Linked DNA regions of Homo sapiens: all the other regions are linked to region 4. A link is a loop called in an ENCODE intact Hi-C map of the cell type or tissue named here. Cell type or tissue: endothelial cell of umbilical vein. All regions are shown on one strand. Links, peaks and the distances in the headings refer to the core of each region. The heading gives the core; the rest is flanking DNA. Region 1 has its middle 200 kb from the start of RXFP2. Region 2 overlaps LOC105370150 (a long non-coding RNA gene). Region 3 holds the start of RXFP2 (relaxin family peptide receptor 2). Region 4 overlaps RXFP2 (relaxin family peptide receptor 2).

Evidence for each region. A loop is a pair of places that touch in the nucleus more often than their neighbours do. Peaks named below come from ENCODE experiments on the same cell type or tissue, not always from the same donor. Only the 100,000 strongest peaks of a DNase experiment are listed, where the experiment ranks them.
Region 1: a loop joins it to region 4, with 8 times the contacts of the local background. A loop is called at or near these places in 12 of 110 quality-filtered maps.
Region 2: it touches region 4 in a loop (17-fold over the local background); 33 of 110 quality-filtered maps call a loop at or near these places.
Region 3: it touches region 4 in a loop (7-fold over the local background); 10 of 110 quality-filtered maps call a loop at or near these places.

What each region holds. Positions count from the first base shown.
Region 1 is chr13:31,535,556-31,541,058 of GRCh38, reverse strand. No RefSeq gene overlaps it. Among named protein-coding and RNA genes, the nearest start is that of RXFP2, 200 kb to the left of the region's middle. In endothelial cell of umbilical vein, for the core only: a CTCF peak has its summit at 2,805 (motif pointing left); a DNase peak (open chromatin) is centred at 2,778; H3K27me3 peaks cover 465 bases.
Region 2 is chr13:31,429,581-31,435,083 of GRCh38, reverse strand. The region is part of intron 1 of LOC105370150 (a long non-coding RNA gene); the gene reads right to left. Among named protein-coding and RNA genes, the nearest start is that of B3GLCT, 230 kb to the right of the region's middle. In endothelial cell of umbilical vein, for the core only: a CTCF peak has its summit at 3,281 (motif pointing left); no DNase peak of the experiment used is centred there; H3K27me3 peaks cover 338 bases.
Region 3 is chr13:31,738,830-31,744,332 of GRCh38, reverse strand. It overlaps RXFP2 (relaxin family peptide receptor 2), which reads right to left and starts at 4,807. Exons shown (of 18, transcript NM_130806.5): 1 at 4,627-4,807. The coding sequence starts at 4,720. In endothelial cell of umbilical vein, for the core only: a CTCF peak has its summit at 2,031 (motif pointing right); a DNase peak (open chromatin) is centred at 2,062.
Region 4 is chr13:31,793,907-31,799,409 of GRCh38, reverse strand. It overlaps RXFP2 (relaxin family peptide receptor 2), which reads right to left. Exons shown (of 18, transcript NM_130806.5): 17 at 1,991-2,209. LOC105370152 (a long non-coding RNA gene) reads left to right here. Exons shown (of 3, transcript XR_941833.3): 3 at 1,918-3,035. Among named protein-coding and RNA genes, the nearest start is that of RXFP2, 57 kb to the right of the region's middle. In endothelial cell of umbilical vein, for the core only: no CTCF peak of the experiment used is centred there; a DNase peak (open chromatin) is centred at 2,059.

The DNA of each region.
Region 1 (5,503 bases), core at 108-5,107, 260 kb after region 4:
CCTCAGTAAATATTTTATGAGCTGCTGTTGATGATAACTCCCATTAAGCAAAGCTTCATGGAGGAAGTGGCATTTGAGCTGATCTTTGAAAGATGAGCAGGATTCTACATGACAGCTAAAACATCCAGCAGAAGAAATAAACAAAGTGACATTAACAAAGTCACAAAGGTAAAGTTCCTGCACCTCTGAGGCTCATGTTCTTTGTCTAAACTTTTCTCCACCTGCTGTTGTTGATAAAGTCTTTCTCTCCTCCTCATGATTTGTCATTTTCTTGGGTGTTTTCAACATTCATGTATTGGCCCAAGTAATATCCTGTTGGCATTTTAAATTTTTTTATTTAATGCAAAAGTAAAATAAGTTTCAGAAGAGTTAAGTGAAGTGCCTGAGTTAGTAAGTGGCAGAACTGCTGCCTAACCCTAGGTGTTTTTGACACTCAAACATTACTGTGACATTTTATGTCCCTAAGGATTAAATTAATGTCAACTCAGATCCACTGAAGATTCAGTTATGGCCTCAGTGTATGCTTTGAATGAATCATCAACATATGATGCTATTTCTCCCATAGCAACAATGCATGCATTCTGGGTCCACGTGGTGGAACTGGGCATGGGTGCTGTTTATACTTCATAGCACACTTGTAGAATTTTTGCTTCCTCTCCCTGAAGCCAAGGAAGGAGTGTTTCTACCAAGTGACACAACAAGGATCCCAGTAAGCTGGAAATGAGACTGTCACTTGGCTATTTGAGCTCCTCACGTTCTTGAACCAATAGACAGACAGGAGGTTGCTTTACTGGCTCAGGTGAATGAGGTTAGTTTCCAAGGGGGAATCAGATTACTGCTACATAATTGTAGCAGGGAAGATCAAGTCTAAAATGTAAGTGATTCTCTATATCACAGGGAGGCTAACTCCCCCCGTGTCTGTCTCCTCTGGTGTCTCCAGCAGTAGCTGTGTTACTCTGTGGCTCCAGTTCTCAGTAACAGGCCTGCTGTGGTCCCACCTTCTGCCAAAGACCTTGAACTCGGGTCTCTGGTCATACCCCCTCCTCTCTTTGTCCTTCTGGCCAGGGGTGGTGGTGACTTGCTGCTATTGCTAATCTCCGGATGGTATCTCTGTGTCATAGTTTAGCTTTTCAGCTCTTTCATTACTTATGCACAAAATTCCTTGTATTAAATTATCTTTGTTTTAAATACCCAATGTGGTTTCTTTATTTCTGGCTTGGTTTGACCTTCACTGATATAGACTCCCTTCTCTTATTAATCTATCTGTAATCTCTCTAGAAAATAGCACCCCCTGTAGTAAGTATGGCTACCATCTAAACAAGGAAGATTTCCAAATCTGTGTCTTCAGTCCTGATGTCTCTTCTGAGAGTTGGTGCCTTTTCCACAGACGTAACTTAGATGTTGTGACAGTAAATATCAGCTACATTGAGCTGAGGAAATAAATGATCCCAAATTCCAGCAGCTTATGGTAAAAAATAGGTTTATGCCTTGCTTACACTACATACTCATCTCAAATCAGTTGAGACTCTACGTTGTTTTTCGTCTGAGACCGAGATTGTATGGAAAACATCTGGCTCTTAAGCCTTGTGCCTGGAAGGTCCACATGGTCACTCCTGCATTCATCAGGCAGAGAGGGGATCCAGGAGGAAGAAACCAGAATATTCGATACACTACACAGTTAACAAGCCCTCAAATGCAGCATGCCCACACAGAATTGCATCATCTTACCCCCCAATACGTTCCCCCACCTGTGCTCCGATTCATATAATGTCACCATCATCCAGAGTTACCTAAGATAGAAACCTAGGTGTTATCCCTGGTCTCATTCTTTCCTAATTTTCCCTCAATGCTTTCCCCCAATAAGTCACCAAGTTTCATTGAGTCCATCATGTAAGTACTTCTTAACACATTCCCATTTCCATTATTCATATTCAGATGACTGTCATCTCCAGAATGTCTCCAATCTTGTTTTCAGTTGATTCTCTATAGAATGTCCAATGTAGAATCAAAGAGGATCCTCTTTAAATCTTTACTGACCTTGGTTATAGATTAGTGAGTTATGACAGTATTTAGCATGAGGACTTGCAAAGAAAGAGAAAGTAACCCTGTGGGGATATATACGTGAAGCATTATTAATACTGCCTTCAAATTGCTCTTCTAGGAATGACAAGGAAGAAGAGGTTATGGAATGTTTACATTCCTGTGGCCATGAAAACACAATAAGTTGGAAGCATTGTTGGCAGCCAGCCAAGTGGGGCTGAGTTCTAAAGATTACAAATGTACAGCATCTTCTCCTGGTTATCACTTTATAAAGCGTCTGTGTTTACTAGTATTTAAGGTGATAAAAAATAGACCTTCCAAGGTATATAACTGCTGAGTTATAGGGTTGAATAGTCCAACCACTTACGCTATAACATTTGTTATAGAAGATTATATTTTTCCACTTAAGTTATAAAAAGACAGGAACCAATTTCTCCTATAATTAATTTCAACCTATAAATGCTGAGTGAGTTATTGGTTTAGCTAAAGCATTTTTGACTACTCAATCTGTCTCTGTCTGCATATGGATATCACTATTAGAGAGATTATAGCTAGTCTAGGCAGCTCTAATTGGGCAAAATACCCGGCTTCATTTCTTCCACATCAGAGAGATGTTTCTAAAGCACAGGACCATGATCATATCATACACACAGATGTGTAATAATTCACAGAATCAAAGGAAGAGCTCAACACCGGTCTATAGGATGGCTAGAAGTCAGGAAAGTCCTGAGAATCTGGGAGAGTATCTGCAGGGGACTGCCCTCTGGAGGACACATATCAAACAGCTTCCACTTTCGGAAACATCCCAAAACTTCAGGAAAGAGGAAGCAATTATTCTATAGAGAAAAACTGATAAGGAGGAAGGCCAGGCAAAATTCTAGTTATAAACAACCTTGTGAGGTATTCTTATTTGCTAATGACAAAAATGATGCTTTGAGAATTTAAATAATTTGTTCAGCTGGTAGTTATCAGAGACAGCCCTTAGTCAAGTCTATTTGACTCCAAAATCCATGCTCATAACCAGCATGCAACCATGGCCACTTACTCACCCTTGAGCCCTCAGTGACTGGTAAAGTATTAACACTAGGCAGGCATTCCATAAATATTCATTTCATTGAATGAAAACATGAATAAAAATGAATAAAGATAATAATAAATGGTCAAAAGTGGTCTAAGCTCCTAGCTGAAGCTTAGACTATGTGGCGATTTATGCAGGAACATGAGGGTGGAGGTATAGGATGAACCTACACTTCTATTCAGATATGATTTTTCCTAAGTAGGCTATTCTATTCTATGTTCTACCACCCCACTCCAGCCAATAATGCATCTCCTTTTCCCTGTGGCTCATTTAATCGCCTTTCTGATGGAAGCCTTCCTATATAGTTTCTGCCCTCATAGATCTTACTCTCATGTGAGCCCCAAAAAAAGTTGCATATTAACAACATTAATTACATTGATAGTATTGACTGGCATAGCTTGCTCATTGCTTAGTGTCTAATACATATTAAACAAAGCTTCTCCCCAACCAGATTAGCATCAGCTATGCAAGGACAGATAAAGGGTACTCCCAATCAGTCCCAGGGAATATACAACAAATTAAAGATGCTCCATGAATAATTATTTCTTGATTAATTGTTGAAGTATTGCCTCACAAATCAATAGCTTGTATCCTGAAATAGCAAAACCGAGCTCCCTGGCTGTAGAGCAGGGAGACCATAATTTAAAGGTTGTAAACTCAGGATGTGACCCTGCCACTGATTCACTGACCTGAAGCTGGACACATCCACACTGAGCTTGAATTCTGCCCTGTGTGCTATGCTGTCAGCAGGATGGGCAGTAAGATTTCATAAAACCAATGCTTAGAAAGACAATTAGAGAATCAGAGCAAGCCACTGCTTCAGAGCATCCTGCCTAATTTACTAAAAATGAAGACCATTCTTGACCTGGTCACTTCTTCCATGCTAAGCTGTGTGAAAACCATAAAATGCTTTTAAAATTAATCTCTCTGATGCAGTTTGTCTCCAGCAACATCCAAAATCTTATTTCTTTTTCCGTGGTTTTCTGAGTTTCTTTCAAGGAATTTGTGTGTGTGCGTATGTGTGTGTGTTTGTGTGTGTGTGAATGAGACTTAAGATATTTTTTGTGTGTCAGATGTTTTCTCTGGTGGATTTTTAAAAGTTCTCTGAGCAATGTTATACAGGTATCGACATTCTTCCAAATAAGTTACACAATGTTTTCAGTAAATACTTGGAGGGGAGAGGCACTAAAGATTAACAGCAATAAACACAGCAAAATTCAGGTGTCTCAAATTTCCTTTCTTGAGAACAGATATCCTGGAGCTGACAAAATGAAATTGAAGCTCACAGAAGGAATCAGGGAGTACATCAAAACACACACACACACACACACACACACACACACACACACATACACACACACACAGATTTACTCTTACTAACCAAAATATGCATAGCTCTCCTTACACCCTAAAAACCATTTGCAGGACAGTGAGTGGGGAGACGTTTCTGGGCACCTGACTCAAGGCAGTAATTAAAAATCATCATCTGTTTCCTTTCTTCACCCAGTCCGTGGTGTTTAGGTGAAGTTTTCAGCTGTTGATAGATTAGATTTCCTAGAATAGCAGGATGAGTGATTTTCAAGATCTAAGAGAGGTTAGAATGTAGCTCTTGCTGAAATCGCCCATGTGAAGAACAACATTGAACAGCATATCAGGCAAAATGCAACTTTGAGGAAATCTGCCCATAACTGTGAAACATCAAACCCCTTTGAAGTGTCAAAAGCATCTTCGTACATTAAGTCCTGGAGGTAAAAACCTCCAGAGCACAGGCTTTTTCTTTTCAGAAGACCCTAGAGATGAAACTTTGAAGGTTTTGGGGCCCTATGAGTTTAACTGTCAATTCTTCTGTTCCATTTTCTTTTTTCTGCCTTTTTAAAGAAAAGGCCCCTGCTGCGAGATGTTATAAAAAGCTGCAATTTCCACTTTTGATTAGTTTTCATATTCTTGAAGCCACAAGGCAAATGCAGGGCAGGTGGAAATGACTTTTAATTCCCTTTTTCATGTAGAAGGTAACGAAGCAAAAGACACAGGGGTGGCTTCATCAGGCACCTGGGGACCCCAAAAAGACATGAGGAGTTGCCCACAAAAGCTGCCAACAGCTCCTTTTTTATTAATTCTACAGGACAAAACAAGATAGCACAAAACATAGGGATGCTTTTAGGGAATCACTTATTGCAGGGGTAGAAGAGACAGAGATGATAAAGAAAGCCAAGGGCCTCAAGGCAAAACATTAATACATTTTTTTAAGGCATCACAAAACTTCTATTACGAAGACCAGAGCCAAAGCAATCTTCTGAATTTTATGAATTTTACATCAGTATACCAATTGCATTTCTGAAGATGAAAATAAGCAATATTCCATGATATAAAATTATCAAATTAACA
Region 2 (5,503 bases), core at 323-5,322, 360 kb after region 4:
AAGTACTTAAAATTTTTTTATTTCCTTTTCCAAAAGCCTTAAAGAAAATAAAGATCTAACAATTAGGGTCTTAAGTTAAAATCTGATAATTTTTTTATTCATCAAATTTCTGCATCCCTAACTGCAGCAAATTGAGCGTCTTCAATAACTCTGAACAGCTTTTGACAATTTGAGAGAAAAGGTTGCTGATTAATCTACTGAGTCATTGACTTGGACTGGGCGACACTAGGAACTTGAGGAAGACGTGACATTGATAAGTCCGGGAGGTAACATTGATAAGGCCAGGAGGCAGGGAAATACCGGGTAGAAGAGGGCAGAGTTCCTGACGAGGGCTCCACCCTTAAACCTAGACCCGTGGCCCAAAGTGAGAACTATCCCTGTTTTCCTGGCCAAATGTTGCCTTTTGGCCCATCCCGTCCCCTATTCTGTACCCATGAGAACCCCAGACCCCAGACTCAGCAGTCATACACACAGAAGAGAGAAGTGTCTGAACATCAAGAGGAGAAGAAACAGCTGGATGTCGGAGACTGTGGTCGGAGAGGAGTTCAGCTAGGGATGGCTGGACTCCAGGGGAAGATTGTCTTCCCACTCCACCCGCTTTCCAGTTCCCCTTTCTGCTGAGAGCCACTTCCACCACTCAATAAAGTCCTCCACATTCACCACCCTTCAATTATTTCTTGTAACCTGATTCTTTCTCAATACCAGACAAGAACTAGGGTACCAAGAGGGCAGGGTATAAAAGGCTGTCCCTGCTGACCCTTCGCTGAGCTGGTTAATACTTAGCTGTCCAGACTGCACCCAGAGCAGCAATCCTGCCCACCCCCCACACGCCCTTCACTATCTAAATAAGTATCTTCCCATTTTTCAACAAATATTTGTTGATCAATTATTATATACCAGGCACTGTTTAAGCTTCCCACCTTCACAGAATGCACATTTAAATAGGGGGGAGAGAGAGAGTGTGACAATGATATCTCATTACCTCCAGAGTTCAGCGCTACAAGTAAAAAGAAAATAAGATGTTGTAAAGACAGAGTGACTCTTCACTGGGTATCAAAAGGGCTAATGAGGGAAGGCCCCTCGGGCTGTTTCAGATCCCGTGCTGGCTGCCTTTCCTCTGCTGTGCCACAGCTCAGAAGCCAGGTCTGAATTCCTGTCACAAGAAACCGAACAGCTTTTTTAAAGAATATTGTGAAATATGCAAGAATATGCGAGCGTGTACACTTAGCATGTAAACACTGGAGAACAAAAGAAAGCTGAAAAATAAATATCTATTTTAACAAAACTGTTTGGTGAAGTTTTTAAAAATCGCTCCAAAATATAAGGGTCTTGATTTTGCCCCCTTTCACCCTAAGGGCCAGGAAGGCAGCTAAAAAGTTACCAGGGGAGGTTTGTCAGATGTTCAAAATCTCCAGAATAATGCTACCATCCCCTTCTGCCCCTGAAAGACACAGAGTCCTGGGAAGAGACAAGATGGGTGTAGTTTAAGGGGAAAGGGTGTCAGAGGGACCATTAGAGACTTGGCAGGATCCAGTTACAGCCTCACCTGGAGACCACATTGTCTCCCCCTTTGGACTTCTGAAAACTCCAGAGAGCTACAGCTCCCAAAGAAGGAAAGGGTGTTTCCTTTTGTTATTGGAGTCAGATGATGAAAATGTGTTTCTAATTTGTTCCAACCATTGCTGTGTTTCCAATCCTATGTTATGCTTGATATTGATTTTTTGTAATCCTTATTTTTTTCCTTTTTGATGCTAAGCAACTGAAAAAGGGAAACATAGTATTAATCACACAAGCTTACTGAGCTGATCCCACTGTTTATGACGTCTCCTTCCTAAGTCCCTGTAAAATCTTGGCAGGGTGGCAGGAGGGAGGTTGAGGCAATGTTCAGCAACCCACGTATAGGCCCACCAAGTCACTTTCCCGTTGCAATGATCTGGATTATACAGGGCATTTCACAGACCTTCATGAGGTCCTTTGTCACATAATCCTGTCCCTCATTCAGGACAGAGTTGCTAAAAAGGAGGGATTTCTCGTTTTTAGTTTCATCATTCGTGTTAATAGATCGTATTGGCTTTTAACAGAAGAAATAAAGCAGAGTAGATTTTAAAAGTACTTCTGTCTGAACCTTTCTTATTTATACCATTTTTGGACTTTCATGGTAATTGTTTTTGTGTCTCATTTTCTTTTTTTCCTACAAACCTTAAACATTTTTACCTTAACTGAAACATCTTAAGAATACATTCAAAGTGTTTTGTTGAGCCTATGTATGTTGCTAATGCAGATTAAAATTCTGCACAAAATAATACAATTGCTTATCAGTCTGGACAATGACGTAGGTCAACAGTTTCTGCCTCTTAATGGCCACGGAAACCATTTTTCCAAAAAGAATCTCATATGGGGTACCAATACATAAAAGGATAACATTTGGATGTTCTCACTGAAACAAGGACTGAAAGGTCAAATGTCCTCTCTCTCTTCCATCTTTCCCTGGCCCCCATCCTTTCACACTCACACACCACACAGGCCTCCCCCACACATGAGAGATACACACACACCACATGCCGACCAGCATCCTGGCTTGGAGGTACACAATTTTTGAGCCACACCTCTCAAGGAGCCTCATTCCCTCTAGTGTCATAAGACCACGTTGTATCGGTGGCCACACTGGATATCCTGAATATGATTATCTTTTCAGCATGCCCACCACTAGACTTCTGCATATTCGTCTTCAAAGACCATCCAAGAAATTTAAAAGGCAATGCATTTAACTCGTGTTTATTTCTCCTTGCCCTTTTATGAAAACTGAAATAAAGATAAATTATTGTAATAAAGTTGCTTTGGAAGAAAATTAGAGATATCACCTGGTGCTGCTCTCAGGCTTAAGTTTATCTGTTAATGTGTTAAACAAATATTCACTGAACTCCTACAGGCAAGACAGTTAATTGTCTAAGCCAAACAGATTAAGGCAGCATGGTTAAATGGAAAGCATATGATCTTTCTGTGTTATCCCACAGGCCTCAGTTTCTTCATCTGTAAATTGGGGATAATGATGCCTAACTTTCAATGTGTTTGCGAAGCTCAACGGGATAAAGCATACGAAAATATCTATTCTAGCACTTGGCCCAAAGCATACTAAATTTCCCTTGGGGTGGGGTGGGTGGGGTGTTGTAACAAGTTTTCTGTGCTGGAACCACAGGGTGGAGAGTAAAGCCTGCCATCTAGTGGCCAAAGTGACAGCTGCACTTCACGTTCCTGTAGGGTTGAGTCTCAGGGGTTCCCAAATTTGGATCTGCATCAGAATCACCTGCAGAACTAGATCCCTCTCCTGGAGATTCTGATGCTAGAGGTCCAGGCCTTAGCTTGGGAATATCTAGTTTTAAGAACTCTCCCAAATGACAGTATGTCACCTGCCGATCGTAAGTTGTTTGACATCACTAACCTGAGGTTTCAGGCAGGAGAGGCTAGTAATTGAGAAAGGTTATTTTAAGCTCTTCATAACAAGGGATCTTGTGCCTGCAGGATTGCAAACACAAGAAAGCACTTTATTAAAGTGTCAATTTCCAGGCATGCAAAGCCAAGCAAACCAAGCTAAGAATGATCCCATGAAGAAAAAGCAGTAACTTTTGCTCCTTCTATATAGTATATATACTTAAGATTGAGGTAAGCCTACAAAGAAACACCACACTTACCTTCTCCTCATAATTATTCCCTGAGAGACCTGGAAAACCCATTATAGCATTTCCACACGTTTGACAAGCATTCATCCAAAAAATATTAATTTCGCACCAGGTATGTTCCAAGAGCAATGTTTGTACTTGAGAATATCAGTTGCATAAGATTGATTCAGTGCATTCTCTTACAGATCTTATGGGCTACTTAGGAGATGAGCAGGTAATAGAGCCATTGAAATAGAATCTGCAGTGTGAAGACATAGAGTGTGGAAGGTATGGAAGCACAGGGAAAGCCATCTGTATGAGTTTCCTGTTGCTACTGCAACAGATTGCTACAAATTGAGTGGCTTAAAACAACACAAATGGATTATTTTATAGTTCTGGAGTTTAGAAGTCCAAAATGGGTTTTACAAGGCTAAATCAAGGAGTGCGCAGAGCCGTGTTCCTGTGGACACTCTATGGAAGAATATGTTTTCTTGCCTTTTCCGGCTTCTGGAGCATCCACAGTCACATCGCCTCTGATTCTGACTCTCTTGACTCCCTCTTATTGGGATCCTTGTGATCACACTGCTCATCTCCATCACCTAAGATTATTTCCTCATCTCAGTATTCTTAACTTAATAGCATCTGCGACGTCCTGTGGCCACACAAGGTCATATATCCACAGGTACAGGGCATTAATGACATGGACATTTTGGGGAGCCAGTACTCTGCCTCTCACACCTTCTCATCCAGACTTGGGGAATCAGGGAGGCTTCCTACAGGAAAAAAACTTCTGAACTGAAACGTAACTGATAAAATATTATATTTCCAGAAAATGTGGGAAAAGTGAAGGAGGAGGGTCAGTCACAGTGAAAAGAAGACTTCCTAAACAGAGGAAAATGGAGATGACTCAGAGCTAAACCAAAGAAAGTGCTTTAGCTGGAAATAAACCCAAGCATTTACAGTCAATTGATTTTCAACAAAGGCACCAAGAACACACAATGGGGAGAATCTCTTCAATAAATGGAGTTGGAAAAACTGGATATCCACATGCAGAAGAATGAAAATGGGCCATCATTTCACACCATATACAAAAATCAACTCAAGATGGATTAATGGCCTGGAGGCGGTGGCTCATGCCTGTAATCTCAGCACTTTGGGACGCCAAGGCAGGTGGATCACGAGGTCAGGAGATCGAGACCAGCCTAGCTAACACAGTGAAACCCCATCTCTACTACAAAAAATTAGCCGGGCGTGGTGGCACATGCCTGTAATCCCAGCTACTTGGGAGATCGAGGCAGGAGAATCGCTTGAACCTGGGAGGCGGAGGTTGCAGTGAGCCAAGATCGCACCCGTGCACTCTAGCCTGGGCAACAGAGCGAGACTCTGTCTCAAAAAAAATCCACAAAAAACAAAAAACAAACCAACAAAAAAAAGGTGGATTAATGACTGGAATTTAAGACCAAGACCTGAAACTATAAAACTACAAGAAGAAAACATAAGAGGAAAACAACATGAGCTTTTTCTGGGCAATAATTTTTTGGATATGACCCCAAAAGCACAGGCAACAAAAGTGAAAATAGACAACAGGATTACCTCAAACTATAAAGCTTCCACGCAGCAAAGAAAACAAGTAATAGAGTGAAGAGATGTCCTATATATTGCCAGTCGTATGTTTGATAAGGGGTTAATATCCAAAATATACAAGAAACTCAAATACATCAACAGCAAGAAAATAAATAACTTGATTATAAAATGAGCAAGGACCTGAATAGACATTTCTCAAAAGAAGACATACAAATAGTCAACAGGTATATGAGAAAATGCTCAGCATCACTAATTATCAGAGA
Region 3 (5,503 bases), core at 143-5,142, 55 kb after region 4:
ATAAAGAATCTAAATAGCTCCTGGCCAATTCTGACCAGATTTTGTAGGCAAAGGTGATCAACTCAGTTTTCTGAGCTTTCTGGATTTTAGAATTGTAGACAAATCATTGGACCTAGAAAAAGAGAGCACACCAGTATTGAAGTAATACAGAGATACAATATTCATTTGGTGGTATTTGGGCATGTATTCTAGCAAGCAACAGACATGGTGACCACTGGTCGGGCCAGGAGACTGTGGGATAGAGACAAATAATAGAAAGAAGGCAAAGGCCAAAAAAGGGAGACAAAGAAGATCCAGGAAGCCCCTGGGGAGGGAGCTCGGCAAAGACAGGAGGTGATTAGAGACAGGAATACTTAAGGGGGCGAATCTAGGGATAGATGTATTCCAAGGTGGAAATGAAAAGCCAGATGTGACCAATCAGGATGGAGCAGGTGTGAGAGTTACCGAGAATGGGATGTAGCCAGGACAAAGGCAGAGTTGGAGGATATGGGAACTCAGAGAGCAAGAGAGCTGAAGAGCAGGCCCAAGGTGAGCAGAAGGGAGATTTCAGAGGTGAGGACAGCAAGAAGATAGGGATGGGGGTAGGAGGGCGAGACATGAAAATGGAGAAAAGACAGGCCGGGAGAGCATCTGAGACAGATGCCTGCAGAGGCAGGGAGGAGGGGAGAATAAATAAAGATGGGAAGGAGAGGCGAGAGGCTTGAACAGGAGCAAGGGGGCCCGAGTCAGAACAGTGGGAAGGGGGAGGATGGGAAAGGAGGACTAGAACTTTATCAATCACATTGAACATGTTGTAAAGGCTTTTTACTTTGTAATAAAGTTAAATTTTCAATCGCAATTCTTTAATTTTTTTTTTTTTAATTTTGAGACAGAGTCTCGCTCTGTCGCCCAGGCTGGAGTACAGTGGCGCAGTCTCGGCTCACTGCAACCTCCGCCTCTCAGGTTCAAGCAATCTTCTTGCCTCAGCCTCCCGAGTAGCTGGGACCACAGGTGTGCACCACCATGCCTGCCTGATTTTTGTATTTTTAATAGAGATGGGATTTCACCATGTTTTCCAGGCTGGTCTTGAATTCCTGACTTCAGTGATCTGCTTGCCTCCCAAAGTGCTAGGATTACAGGTGTGAGCCACTGCGTATGGCCTCAATCTCAATTCTTTTTACATCTTAAAACACTCAAAAGTCTGTTTATCACATGACTGTTGAATCAGCTGTTTTATTTTCGCTTCGGAGCACTTTTCTGATAACAACATTGACCTTCACTGCAAACTTAATTTTTTAAAATACATGCAAAAACCTGGAAGTACGGGTGAGTAAAGCATATGAGAGGTTTATTTTTTGTTTTTAGATAATTAGGCCTCTAATGCCACTACTACTTCACATGTGAAACAAGCACACTCATTTTACCCAAAGAATGTTGTTATATGTTTACCAAATAAATAAACCAAGCCATTCTGGGCTCTTAAATAGATATGTACTGCTAAAAATTAGTTGCATTTTTTGTTGCATAACTATTTATACAAAATCATTCTTTGCTAATTGAATTTTATTTGGTTTACTATATTCCAGAATAAAAATGTGCCATTTTTCGATACCAACCTATTAGAAAGCAGCATCCCAATTTTGCCTCTAAAATTCACATGGCAGGCAATTTTGTCACTTCAAGTGAGAGGCCTTAAAACTCTTTGATTACATCTGGTCATATTTATTCACAGTAAGATGAACACACGAGTAAGCATCTGTTGTGAGATGTATTTAGCTGGCGTCTTCAGAGATAACACATCTCTAAAGGTTTTAACTCCCATGTTCCCAATCTTTTTCCTCCTCCCTCACAGTGGGCTTCATTCAGCCCGCAAGCAGGTCAGTCTTCGGGATGACTGGCCTGAAACATAATTGATTTTCACAACTATCCACAGCATGAATATAAAGTTGTGAAATTAAAATTCAGATGGAAAACCTTTTCTCAAGTCAGAGTGGCCAAGTGAAACTGACATCCGTAAGAAAGGACCATGCCAGGCATGCCTTGAGTCTGGCCACTAGGGGGCAGTCAAACACTGCTCCCCTCAAAATACTGTTCGGGCCCGGTTTTGGTTAACCTATTTTGGAGGTTAAGCAAATTATTTAAGTAGCAATTGGTAGTTGCCAAGTAGCAGCCTCAATGCTTCATGCTTTTACTTTCTTACATAAGCCCATGTTTTTGATTTGTAATATGGTTCCTAATTTGTCCATTAAGAAATGTTTTTTAAAAGTTTAAAGTTATGTTTAATAACTTTATTTTAGAGATGTTTACTCTTAGAGACAGATACTGTTTTTAGATCTGCCTGTGGCTTTGGAGTTCCCAGTCTAATTACGTTAACGCAAGATAGTTACTAACAATTACATGAATTTTATGGACATATTTCAACAGGTTGAAATTCCACAAAACACAATTGGTAGTTACCAAGTAGCAGTCTCAATACTTCATGCTTTTAATTTCCTACATAAGCCCATGTTTTTGATATGTAATATGGTTCCTAATTTGTCCATTAAGAAATGTTTTTTAAAAAGTAGTTTGAAGCTGGTTAACAGAGATACACAGTGAATAAATTAATGATAAAACACACGTAATAATAATAAGATACATTATGCATAGTTGTCTGTTAGTGCCTGTAGCTTAAGGCAATCACTCATTCCTTAGGCACTCCAGAGTGATGATGGTCAGAGAAGAAAAGACGATCACATAATTTCTAATTTTATGTTTTGTTTAGATCTGGCCTAAGAGTCTATCACAAATATTATTTAAATTAAAAAGACAACCTTTACTCTTAGGCAACTCTAAATGAGCTTTCTTTGGTTACTATGAAAAGCCTTACCGTTTTAATTGTCCACAATTTTGTTGTGAAAAAGAAAAGAGTTTTACTAATTATAGAGCAAATTCTATTATTTTTATAAGTAGGAATAAAATGTCAAAGCATTGATTAATGTGTCTTGCTTTGAAAAGAAATCATTTTAAACATAAAGGTTTAAATTAGTAGTCAAAAGTAATATAAAATTAGAAAATAAAAATTTCCAGGATTATAATCAATAAATATTTGTTAGGTTGGTACTAGGAGTTTGAAATATGGCTTTTACTTAGAAATAAAATCAAACAAAAATTATTAATTGAACTTTTTTTTAGTTTAAAGGGTGACTTTACATTATGGTAAATCACAAAATGTTATTTTAGTAATAGATGTTTTTCATCTCATAAACGGTTTAAGCAAAATCAATTAAATGCATTATGTATAAAAGCAAAAGTATAGTAAAATTGGTTAAACTGTGGTTATAGTCCCGTACATTAAAGAACTTTTTAAGGGCACAGATGAGCTCTATGACATGTCTTAAGAACCTGCTTTGTAGCTGTATATTCTTAAAATTGTATAAAATTGAATATTCAAATGTGGATAGAACATGAACTTCTGAAGTAGGACCTTAAATATAGAAATAGACTGCTTGTTGCAACTGTACTGCATGCAAGGTGAGTTCATATATTGTTTCTTCTTAGTTAATCCTTAGCTTTTCATGTAAGAGATATTAAAATATAAAATAAAAGTCATGCTAGGTGCATGGAGATATAGATTTTAAATATTTGTAGTAAAGTTTTAGTATTATTTTAAATTCAAAATAAAATTTAGATATTTTAAGCCTTTTAAAAATCTTTTGTTTGTTAGAAGTTTTAAAATAATTCCTCATAAGTATTGCATTTTATTTCAAGATTTAAAATATTCACTTGGAATTCACCTAATAAAACTGAATATTTAAAAAACCTAAAACGAATTTCTCAGAAAATAAAAATAATTTCAAATTTTAACCTTTATTCTCAGAGGTTTATCAAAATTCTTTAAGAAAAAATACAAATTAAAATAGAAACATTTTTGAATAATAATAAACCCCAGCAAATCTTGGGTGTGGTTAATAGGTTGTTTATGAATGTATAGGCTGACAACGTATCTTTTTATTTAAAAACAAGTGAAGATTTAGGTTTTATTTTTTGGTGAGCTTTACAATGAAAATGGTACTGACTTGAAACTTAAGAGTTTGACTGAAATAAAAATTTCCACAAATTAAAAACAAAAGAAAATTATCTAAGTAAATGCACTTGTATAGACTTTTAATAACTTTATTTTAGAGAGGTTTACTCTTAGAGACAGATACTGTTTTTTAGATCTGCCTGTGGCTTTGGAGTTCCCAGTTTAATTATGTTCACGCAAGATAGTTACTAATAATTACTTGAATTTTATGGGCATATTTCAACAGGTTGAAATTCCACAAAACACAATTTTAGTTTATTAATTTGTCACACTTTTCAGAACAAATGCCAAAAATGTTTTCTATGTTTTAATTGATATAGTCAACATTGTTTTTTGACATATTTTATCTACAGCTTTAATAACATACAAAGGCTTGTTTCCATGAAAAATTTGTTGCATCTAAAAATTACTAGGCTGTGTGGGACTACAAGCAATGAAAGATAATGACAAATACCAGGCAAATTTGATGTCTGTTTTTTTTTTAAACACCCCAATATATTTATTACAACTGCCATAGAACTACATAGAAATGTATTTTTTGGGAATTGCACTCATTTAAAACGAGAAAGTAGCAACCTTACCTTTGACATTGATCAGAACGATGAAATGAAGTAGAAAGAACATTGTAATCAATCTGAGGCTGAAGAGATGTTTAAAAACCAGAAAAACAATCATAGGTTTACAGCAATTGAGTTATTAGACGTATCCTCTTATACCTCAGCAGGAGTTCTGATGTAGTAAGTTCAGTGCCTCCCATGTTCTGAGCATGCTCACAGCTAGAACCTCACTGGCATGAAGGGAGATGGATTCTTGTCACTATGCAGCCTGTCTTTTTTGTTCTTTCTTTTTTGTTTCTTTTAGTTTAAATCTACAGTTGTGTTCTTGATCACTAATTCATTATGGTGTGTAAAAGAAGGTATAATAGGACTTTGGTATTATCTGATAAGAAATATTTTTTAATCACTTAAAAATTTTTTTCCTCCAAAGCATGTACAATTTGCTCTGTTTAAATCCAAACATCGAAGTTCTCAAATATGAAGGATATAGGCTTACACTGAATAGGCTATGAAACCCTTTACAATTATATTTTCATGCAATAAACAAATGTAAAAAACTACTTATTGACAGATACACAAAGAACACCCACTTCTATTCAAATGTACCTAAATGTTTTCAAATGACATATGAAAAGATAATTTAAATATATGGCATTGTGTTAAATAATTACTGTAAAACATTCATACAATATTTTCACTTCACATACTTCCCGCATAATCATATTCCTTTTTCTTGAAGTGAATAATTTTATTCTTGCTTCCAGCTCTGTATTGCACACCTATTAGAAAACACTAATTATAATTTAGTTCTTACATCCTGAAAGCAGCTTTCTCAACAGCATAGTTAGTACAAGTTAAAAGTATAAAAATTGACTTTTGGTTGTAGGATTCTGTTGATCCT
Region 4 (5,503 bases), core at 174-5,173:
TGAAACCCTGTCTCTACTAAAAATACAAAAATTAACGAGGTGTGGTGGTGCACTTCTGTAATCCCAGCTACTCGGGAGGCTGAGGCATGAGAATCGCTTGAACCAGGGAGGCAGAGGTTGCAGTCAGTTGGGATCACACCACTGCACTCCAGCCTGGGCAACAGAGCGAGACTCCATTTTTTTTTTTTTTGAAGAAAGTGTGGAGACAGTAGTGGGGAGGGGGTTGATGAGACTGATCCCCTATTCCATCACTCTTGGACCAGCTCACCTTCTTTAGTTGACTAATCATTTACTCAAAAGCACTATGTGAAAAACACTGTGGAAAATGCACAGAAGAATAAGACATACACGCCTCCCCAAGCTTATCATCTGAAGGACACAATGGACACACTAAGAAATAGTGTCGCTATGAGGCAGTTCACATGAGGCCAATAAACCTGGTGTAAACAAACCATCATGGATGTTTAAGCAACTGGATTGCATGAAAGTGGGGTGAGAAGAGATCGAAAATGGCACTGCACCATAGAAGAGGGAGTATTTGGGTTGAGCCTTGGAGGATGGGAAGTGGTGTTTAGTACGCTAAAATCTTAGAAGGTGAAAGTATAATCCAGGTTGGGGGGACAGCTTCAGGAAAGGCTGGTGTCTTCTCAGAAAAGCATAGAAAACAAAGCCCAATCATTCCAGTGGGCCTGGATCACAGTGTACGAGGGTGGGAGGTAAGAAATATTATAATGCTCATCCCAGCACTTGGACTTTGTTCCATGAGCAATGGAGGCCAACGGACACTTTTGTCCTGCTGAATTTGAAAGGTTAGGGTGTAAAATTGAGATGTCCAGGTAGCAGTAATAGATTGGAGGCTGTTCATCAAGTGAACAACTGTGACTATTAACATTTAATTATCTCTGTTCTTCACGTGCAACTGGGTCTCCCCACATGACCTCCCACAAAACCCTCTTATGGCTTCTTCTTTCACCACCCAGCAAAGGCTTCCAAGTATTCAGCCCTGACCTGATCTCCTTCCTAATTTTCACTTTCGTATCCTACACGGCCTGAGGAGCATCTGTGCCATGTGGAGACAGAACTGATAGCTTAAGAGGATGTTGTGAATGTTGTGTGGTATTTTGCAGCAAGATATTTGACATAGCCTCACAACTGAGTGCACAGGAGGGACATAGGTTGTTACAGCTGTTTATCGTCTGTGCATTCATCACTCTTTCATAAGGGCTATCAAAGTATCAGGCATCCTGCTTGACACTGAGGAGTCAAGATGTATAAGACACAATTACTGTCTTGGATCAACTCCCAAGTAGATCTGCTATCGGCTGGAACAGTAGGTTGACGATGATTCCAAACTATTTTACTGAGAGTTAGGTTAAAGCCCTGGGTGGTGGCCCCTAAATAGCTGTGATCTCTAGATTCCAGAAGGGGCTTCAGATGAAATTCTGCTAAGGAAAGGTGATTTTCTCTGGTTGAAGTAGAGGTGTGTTCAGGGAATTTGGCCTTTTGGAGGAGACTCTTTCAGGAAATATCTCGTGCTCCGCAGAGCCCAGCATGACATTTTATGGCTAGGACCATGGAATAGAATGGTGGTTCTAGCCAGATGAGTGTGCATCAGAATCACAGGGGAATTTTTACATAACATCCATCTATAGGTTTTAGCCTCTAGAGACAAAACAGTCCCGGGTGGAACCTGGGCATGTATATTTTGATTGTTTTATGCATACTCCTAGTGAAGAACCAATGTCTTGCTCAGATAGAAGCAAGATACTCAGACTTAGTTTCTCTGTAGCTCCTGCTTTTTATTATTCCTGGTTGGATTGCACCACTACTCAGTTTCTATTTTATAATACTGATTATAAAACATGGAGGGAAATAACTTTGTATTGGTTTTTATGAATAATTTATTATGTGTCCTAGACTCTGGCCTTGTCAAAAGAAGGACGTAAGAAGGCACGATGTATTATACTTGGGAATGATAGAAGAGACTGACCTGGTATTTCCACCCGGAAGAGGGAAAGGATTTTAACTACAAATACAGGAATCCAGCAGATGGCATCAGAGAACACTATAAAAAAGAAACGATTTGCAACAGCCACCTCTCTTCCAAAACAATTCCTTACTTCTGTGGTCTGCAAGGCGGTTTTTTGAATGGAACAGAACATAGTAATATAGGAAAACACAATGATGAGAAAAGCCAGCAAGTTCACACCTGTTGGGAAAAGCACACTTTTAACATCTCAGGCGTAAAAGTCAACAGTAAAATTACTGTGGTACAGGTTGAGTATCCCTTACCCAAAATGTTTGAAACCAGAAATGTTTTGGATTTCGGATTTCGGAATATTTACACATTCATAATGATATATCTTGGAAATGGTTCCCAAGTCTAAACACAAAATTTATTTATGTTTCATATACACCTTATACACATAGTCTGAAAGTAATTTTGTACAATATTTTAAATAATTTTGGGCATGAAACAAAGTTTGCATACATTGAACCATCAGACAGCAAAAGCTTCAGGTGTGGAATTTTCCACTTGTGGCATCATGTTGATGCTCAAAAAGTTCCATATTTTAGAGCATTTCAAATTTTGGATTTTCAAATTACAAATGCTTAACCTGTACTTAGATGTTAAATACAGTGCCTCTTCCACGGGCACTTCCAGGAAGCATTCTTTTATATAAGCCCAGTGGTGTTAGGTAAAACCCAGGTTCAAGGGAATAAAAACAAAGAAATTGGGTTCACCAGATGAAAAAGAGATTTCAAATACATAAACCCTTATGAGGAATTATAGACTTCTAAAATTCAGATCTAGGCATATCATGAAGTAAACTCTAGCTCTTTTAAAGCATGAAAAGAAGCTATTTTTGTTTTCAGCTCTCTGCAGATTCAAACCTTAAGGGATTACTGTAATCATATGCACATCTCAAAAAATAAAAACAACCCCATTTTCTTATCCTATAAACATGAATAATAAAAGAATAAAAATAAATAAAAATAATTTTAATAAATGAATAAAATAACCTTGGAATTTATCATGAATATAATTGTCTGAGAAACATTATTCCTAATGTTTTTGGTCTTAAGAATAACACATAGTTGGGAGGCCGAGGCGGGTGGATCATGAGGTCAGGAGATCGAGACCATCCTGGCTAACAAGGTGAAACCCCGTCTCTACTAAAAATACAAAAAATTAGCCGGGCGCGGTGGCGGGCGCCTGTAGTCCCAGCTACTCGGGAGGCTGAGGCAGGAGAATGGCGTGAACCCGGGAAGCGGAGCTTGCAGTGAGCCGAGATTGCGCCACTGCACTCCAGCCTGGGCGACAGAGCAAGACTCCGTCTCAAAAAAAAAAAAAAAAAAAAAAAAAAAAAGAATAACACATAGAACAAAAATGTATTTTTGTTTATTTTTCTTCATGTTTCTTACAGTAAATTAAACTACTGTGGTTCAGAACCTTTAGACTAATTTTATTAAAAAAAAGAAAAAAGTTAAAAATTCAACTATGTGAATTATTCTTTTGGGCCCAAATATATTCACAAGATTCCCACCTAACATCACTATTACCTTTCATGCTGACTTCTTAGTCACTCTTTGCTTTATTCTTGCTGTCGCTAAAATCCTGAGTGATCATCTCATTTCTCACAGTGAAAATAAGACTTGCATATATTTTCAAAGTTGTTAAAAAATATGAATCTGAACCTAGACTGTATGTAAGATTGGTGAAGTCTAGGGTAAAAATACTTTAAATTCAAGGTGATCTGTTATTTTTATCCAAATCATTTCGTATTCAATGAAATCATAGTATAAAGCCATACGGTAAAATTTTATAAAACTAGTTGTCTTAGGCCTCTTTCCAAAAAATTTAGTTAAGCGTAAAAGATAATCACTCTGTTAGAAAATGCTCCCCTGCCCCAAATTCTGATAGCAGACTTACAGAAAGGATCAAAAGTGTATGTTCTAGGCTGGGTGTGGTCACTCACACCTGTAATCCCAGCACTTTGGGAAACCGAGGTGGGCGGATCGCTTGAGGTCAGGAGTTTGAGACCAGCCTGGCCAACGTGGTGAAACCTGGACTCTACTAAAAATATAAAAATTAGCGGGGCATGGTGGTGGGCACCTGTAATCCCAGCTACTTGGGAGTCTGAGGCGAAATAATCACTTGAACCTGGGAGGCGGAGGTTGCAGGGAGCCGAGATGGCGCTACTGCACTCCAGCCTGGGAGACAGGGCAAGACTCTGTCTCAAAAAAAAAAAAAAGTGTATGCTCTAAATGCACGATAGTAATATAAGAAAGATGTTAACAATAGGGGAAACCAGGTGGGGCATATGTGGAAAATTGTATTATCTTTGCACCTTTCCTAAAATGAAAACTATTTTCAAATAAAAAATTAATTAAAAATTATGTATTCTTATATTCTTCAAACAGAAAAAAAATTGTACTTTAGAGCTCTGGGACTCTTCCTCTCATATGCAAATTGATGATGATGATGATTTTGTGAGTGTGTGTTTGTGTGTGTGTGTGACGATCTCTTTGTCTATCTGGAATATATCCCAGATACTTAACTCCTTTGGGCCGAGCTCCATGCCTGCATGGTATGCTCCACCAAATGAGTTTCTTCAGTCCTTCATCTTACCCTGTTCCCTGGCTTTGAGCCTGGGAATCCACTATGTCTTCCTGGAACACAGACCCCACCCCACCCTCCTCTGCCTTCGCTTGGCTAATACCTCCTCATCCTTTGGGCCTCAGTTTGAATTCATTTCTTTTGGGAAGCCTTCCCTGTTACTCAGATCTGGGGCTCCTAGAACATTCTGTACTCTTCCTTGATGGCATTTATCAGCCTGTGTGTGATGTGAGGACATGTTGACTTGTCTGCCTCCTCCTCTGTGGTCTGTAAGGCCTTTGAGGCTGGATCTGTTGTTTCTCCCGTACCTAATATAGTATATAGTGCACAGCCTATAGTGAGTGCTGAATAAATGCCTATTTGAACAATGCATGTCATGGTGTGTGTGTGTGTGTGTGTGTGTGTGTGTGTGTGTGTGTGGTGTGTGTTTCAGGGAGAGTCTCTATTAAGTGCACCTATGTTAGGAGTAATGAGGGAATGAATGATAAGGAAATACAAAGAACAGCCTGTAATACTCTGGATCCTGGGAATGACATATCTATGACCAAATAACTACCAAATAGGGTAGTGTGTGAGGGGTATTACTAAAGTGGTGCAAACTAAATGTTCTGTTTTTCAGAGGAGGAAGAGAAGGAGTAATGGAGAAGAACTGGGCATGATGGTTAGGGTCATGTCATGATGAGTTTTAAGTGACTAATTTAAACTTGACCTTGATAGTACTAGGGAGCCACTGAAGGTCTCTGAGTGGAGGTGTACACAGTCCTTTTGATAGTCAGAGAATATAACAATGGTAGTGAATAGATAAATGAGAGGAAGGGGAAGGTCCCAGAGGTTACGAGACCAGTAAGGGATAAGGTAATAATTCAGGGTTGAGGGAGTAAG